Linked DNA regions of Homo sapiens: region 1 is linked to region 2. A link is a loop called in an ENCODE intact Hi-C map of the cell type or tissue named here. Cell type or tissue: Caco-2. All regions are shown on one strand. Each heading gives the region's core, and the rest is flanking DNA. Links, peaks and the distances in the headings are about the cores only.

The links. Hi-C counts contacts between places; a loop is a spot of excess contacts. Peaks named below come from ENCODE experiments on the same cell type or tissue, not always from the same donor. Only the 100,000 strongest peaks of a DNase experiment are listed, where the experiment ranks them.
Region 1: a loop joins it to region 2, with 23 times the contacts of the local background. A loop is called at or near these places in 5 of 110 quality-filtered maps.

Annotation. Positions count from the first base shown.
Region 1 is chr6:71,854,330-71,857,255 of GRCh38, reverse strand. No RefSeq gene overlaps it. Among named protein-coding and RNA genes, the nearest start is that of RIMS1, 31 kb to the left of the region's middle. In Caco-2, for the core only: a CTCF peak has its summit at 1,708 (motif pointing left); no DNase peak of the experiment used is centred there.
Region 2 is chr6:72,083,907-72,086,832 of GRCh38, reverse strand. The region is part of intron 2 of RIMS1 (regulating synaptic membrane exocytosis 1); the gene reads right to left. Among named protein-coding and RNA genes, the nearest start is that of RIMS1, 200 kb to the right of the region's middle. In Caco-2, for the core only: a CTCF peak has its summit at 1,691 (motif pointing right); no DNase peak of the experiment used is centred there.

The DNA.
Region 1 (2,926 bases), core at 167-2,666, 230 kb after region 2:
TTCTCACTGTGTCCTCAGTTAGTGGAGACAGAGGGAGCTCTGCTGTCTCTTCCTCTTCTTATAAGGACGCTAACCCCATCCTGGAGCCCCACCTCATAACCTCATCCAAACCCAATTACTCCCAAAGGCCCCACCTCCAAACACCACCACATTGGGGTTAGGACTTCAACAAAAGAATTCTGGGGAGACAAAAACATTCAGTGCATTACAGAATTAAAACCCAAAGTATAAAATAAAATAGCCATGATTTCATATTGATAAAATAAATGATTGAATAAATAAATAAATGGGGGAGTAAAACAAACATCCTATGCAGAAGAATTCCAAATAATTTATGTGGGTACTTCACCCTCAAGAAGGGAGCATAGGCCGGGCGCGGTGGCTCATGCCTGTAATCCCAGCACTTTGGGAGGCCGGGGCAGATGGATCACGAGGTCAAGAGATCGAGACCATTCTGGCTAACACGGTGAAACCCTGTCTCTACTAAAAAATACAAAAAAAAAAAAAAAAAAAAATTAGCAGGGTGTGGTGATGGGGGCCTGTAGTCCCAGCTACTCCAGAGGCTGAGGCAGGGGAATGGCGTGAGCCCGGGAGGCGGAGCTTACAGTGAGCCGAGATTGCGCCACTGCACTCCAGCCCGGGCTAGACAGCGAGACTCCATCTCAAAAAAAAAAAAAAAAAAAAAAAAAAAAAGGAAAGGAGCATAATTTCCCACTCTGTAAGTGTGGAAAACCCAATGAGTTGTTTTTGTTTGTTTGTTTGTTTGTGAGACTGAGTTTCGCTCTCGTTGCCCAAGCTGAAGTGCAATGGTGCGATCTCGGCTCACCGCAACCTCCGCCTCCCGGGTTCACGCCATTCTCCTGCCTCAGCCTCCCAAGTAGCTGGGACTACAGGTGCCCACCACCACGCCCGGCTAATTTTTTGTATTTTTAGTAGAGAGGGAGTTTCACCCTGTTAGCCAGGATGGTCTCCATCTACTGACCTCGCGATCCGCCCGCCTTGGCTTCCCAAAGTGTTGGGATTACAGGCGTGAGCCACCGCACCCGGCCAGAGCTAAGTTTCATAAATGAAAGCTTCTGAGTGAGGGAAGGATGCAGAGTGGTCCTTTAGGAAGAGGAATCTGGGGATGGCAGTGTGAAAGCAGAGCAGGGATCACTATGTGGCGAGTGCCTTCTGTTCTATATATGCAGGACATGGCAAGGATGTGAATAGGGATGGCGCAGTGGGATGGAAACTGGAGGAAGGTGGCTGAGAGGAAGAAAAAGCAAGCAGGTGTGAAGGCAAGAAAGCGGTAATAGTTTATGGCACGATCTGCTTAACTAACATTAACTTAACGAATATTGCTTAACTAATATTAAATGCTTAACTAATATTGATTCTCTTTCTTTTTCCATGCTAACTGAACATTCCGATTCTGTTGAGGGTCACAGTGATTTCAGTCAAAAATACTTTTCATATTCCCTTGCCTGTAGGAGTGCCATGTGGTCCAGTTTATCCAATGAGATGTAAGCAGAAATCTAATGGGAAATGGTTATTTTCCTGATTAAAAGACGACAGTCTCTGCTAGCATCTCCCTTTTGTCTTTTCCCCCCACCCACTTCCTTTAACATCGGAAACGGACATAGACATGATGTCTAGAGTTGTAGCAATCATCTTGTAAACAAGGGGATGAATGCCACCTACAGGGAAAGGTAGAAACAGACAGAATCTTCATAACATTGTACAGCTATCTCTGAACTTCATTTTACATGACAGGAAAATAAAATATTTAGTTAAACCAGTGTGGTTGGATTTCTTCTACAATCCTAATTGAAACAGAGTAAAAGGTCACTCTAAGAGTTTAAGCCCTAACAAATTAGGAAATAATGCCTTGTTAATTCTCAATCCAGGGTAATCGGATAAGAACCAGAAGAGGGCTCTACTCCAGCAAGGGAAATCTTCCTAAAATAGGGGCATTGCCGCTTGGAATTGGAGCCAGGGCACCGTGAGTCATTAGACATGTTCTCATTCAGGTTGTATAAGCGCCTAAATGTGCTTTGCATTCTGACAGGTCAGGTCTATCACTCTCCCTACTATAGTAGCCACCATTGCTCAAGCCACTTCAAAATTAAGTAAATTGTCACTAGTCCTTTTCCATGCAGTGGTGGTAAGAAAGAAAGCAACTCCTCATTAGGTAGCCAAATCCTCCGTGTACCCATGTGGAAGGCACTGGTCTCCATGCCTGGCTGCTTTATCACCTGGGCTCCTCTGCCTGCCACATAGATCTGACAGAATGGTCTATGGGGATAATGGTCTAATTAATAATCTATGAGGCCTAATGGTCTAAGGGGATACATGATGGTTTATACAGATCTAATTCATTTCAAATTCTCTTACACCTGAGTTTCCGAGCCCGGAAATAATCATCATCCCTTAATTCCCTAATTGAAGCCTAGCAATCTGTCAACATTTCTGTGAGGACAAGGGGTATGTCCTGACAACAGCCACCAAGCTATCTCTTATACCCTCCCACAAATTGCAGTAAATACATTAAATGAGATTTTGACTAGTTTGCAGTTTTACTTCAACCTGTTGGGACTACAGAACTGGAGAAGCAAGACACAAAGCACAGCTAATTAATTAACTCGATAAATATTTGTTGAATGCCTGCAATTTGCCTAGCACTGTTGTAAGAGCTGGTGACACAGAAGTAAACAAAATATGCAAAAATCATGCCCTCATGAAATATATAGAGATGAGACAGAAAATAAATAAAATATATATTGTGTCGGAGATTGTGTTTCTGAGAAAGATACAATACGATGAAGAGTAAAGAGAACGAATGCTGAAAAAGGAACAGTCAATAGTTAAATAAAGTGGTTGTTGGATAATAAGGCCTCCTGAGAAGAAAATATTTGAAAGCAATCTGAAGAAGGAATGAGAGGGA
Region 2 (2,926 bases), core at 163-2,662:
TCATGTCAATCTACTGATTAAATATCATCTCTGAGGTAGTTCAATTTCTCATCCTGTGGTACAAGGTCCCCACTTACTTATCTATTAGCATCTCTCACATACGTTTTCTCATACATCTTACACTACAATCAAATTAAACTTTCCAGCTGTTTGTCAAACACAGTAGAATCTTCCAAACATCAATTCAACAAACATCTACTGAGGTCTGTTGCACAACCCACACTCCTTAAGGCTCTGGGAGTACAAAGAAAGTAGCATAAGAAGGTCTTGAGTTTCTATTATTTTATTACCTGATATTATAAATACAAGTTGTTTACAGGTGTCAGGCATATGCATAGTATCCTGCAAAAAGAAGCAATTGCAATTGCAAACGTATGTAACTCAGATGAAATCGCTTTTACAGCAGTGTATTTTTCCTTCAGCCTTGAACTTCCTTTCATAGCTTGAACTCTTACCAAGTGTCATTAAAAATTATCAATACTTTACTAATCTAAATTTACTTAGGTGAATTTTTCACCTAACACCAGCTGTAGGAATATAATATGCTATTCTAGATATGAGCATACAGGCTCTCCTTTGGAAGAAATATGAATTATTCTACCATTTGCCTTTGTCGTCTCCTTCAACGCTTTTTGTGAATCACTTCTGAAATTTAAGAAATCTAGTTGTACAAGCTTAAAACCAAGGTTTTCTTCTTTGCCAGGACTTGGGGTTCATCACTATGGCATTCGCTTAAGCACTTTTCTTAGAGTGAGACAAGATGAAGGAAGGATTCCAAAATCCAGTGTAAAATGAAAACATTTGGGAAAATATAGACACAGGAGAAACTCCAAAGATTAGTGGGTACAATTTCCTCATTTTATAAATGGGAAAATTTAGGGACACGCTTTATGTGCCTTACATAAGGCTGGTAAAATGGTTGGTGATAATTAGGTCCTCTGTTTCAAACTTTCCACTACACCATTCTATTTTCAGAATGCTAATTTTAATTATGGCTAAAGGAACGGAAAGTTATTGCTTTGTAAGAGGTGTTTCCTTGGTATCCTCAAACTTAATATGCATTAGAATTATCTAAGGGGCTTGTTAAAATGCAAATTTTTGGACAAACCTACAGAGCTTCTGATTCAGTAGGTTTGGGATAAATTCCAGGAAGGAGCTTTTTTAGTAGTTCTGGTGCAAATTATCCAGAGACCACCATGTGGCAGAGACTGCAAACATTAAGAATAAACTTGAAAATGAAGGCAATTTTTTCACAGATCTGTCATCTCATTTCATAAAAATAATCATCCCAATGAAACTTTAAGCATAAATGCAAAATCTGGGGCACTACCCCTCTGAAAATATGCTGAATAATTTAATATTATGTTATATACACATATTTAACCTGATATCCATCACTGTTTAAAACTTACAATTTTGTGAATCACAGAAATGTGCACATTTGTATATGTGAGTTTTAAAAAGCATCACAGTGTTTTGTACACAGGCTTAAACATAGGTTGCTTCAGAGGCAATATTCTAAATATCTCAGTAATTCAGAAATTTACCCCAGATGTTATTGAGTAATTTTTGAAAATTACTACAGTTCTACAAATTATCAGTTTGTATCTAAAAACGTATTTGGTCTTTAGTTTAAAATGAGTATACTTTTTTCTTATTGCAAATGTCCAGCAGATGGCACTAAAGCATTTTATTTTTGCATTCAATTCTGTCACAGTTATTTAAATTACTTTTCTTTACAACATCTTATGTGTTAAAAAAAAATTAGTACAATCAGCAGGAGATTTGACTTATTAGGAAAATGTGTTTTCAGAGGTGGCTGAAAAAGAACAAAAGAAAAATTTATAAAATGTTGCAATTTCTGCTCTTTTGCAGATGACTATCATTCTACATACCCTTTTAAAAAATTATATATTAAGGGTTTTTGTATATTTTTCTATTGTTGGTAGTTTTTATGGTCCCCCATTTAGCATTGTTAAAAATGAAGTTCATCCAATCAGCATCCCACAGTGTTCTGAAAGCACTGAGAGATGACACTTACAAAAAATAAGAGCATAACCGATGATTAGCTATTAGTGTTTTATAGTCTATTGCTTCAGTCAAGCATTTATTTTTAATTCCATTTTCAATTTACCATAGGAGGCCACTCCCGAGTAAGCATTAAATGAAGACATCTGAGGACATGGAGGCCCACTAGCATAGATTTGTTTTCTGCTGCACTCCATCTCCCAATAAATACCTTCACTGTGTTCCTGAATGCTGTGAGGTGCTACATGTGTAGAAGGCTCATGTGTTGGGTCCTAGAAATACTGTTTCTAGATTATGGAACAATATTACTGCTTTCTAATATTGGAGATATATCAGAGGTCTGAAACTGAAAACCTCGTTCAAGAAAGGGTAATTTTAATATTTTGACAAACAAGTTATCTCATTCACAGTACAATTCAAGAGAAGAAAATCAAGTAAAATTATGAGAAATCATAAAGTAGGATATGAATTAGGAATGTAATTTTTAAAAGGAATGAAGTAAGTTTTAAGAAAATAATCTTAATAGGTAATATTGGGATCATCTATATAACAGATATGTAATCAACTGATATTAAATAGGTCTAATCATACTCCATGCAAACTTTTCCAGAATGTGTCACGTGATCATGCCAACCTAACTAATGCATAAAGAGCAAACTCCATGTGTTGGCAATTTAGAAGACAGTGGTGTCTACACATATGAGCAAGCCAAAGTGTTAAGTAACCAATTCATGCTTGCATCTTCTGGAATGCACAACACACTGTAAACATTGCCTTTGCTCTGTTGTTGACTATCTTCACCAAATTGCTTTGTTATGTTACTATAAAGAGGGAAAAAAACCAACCCAACTACATTATACAACTGGACACTTTTTGGAAGGAATTAAATATAATAGTT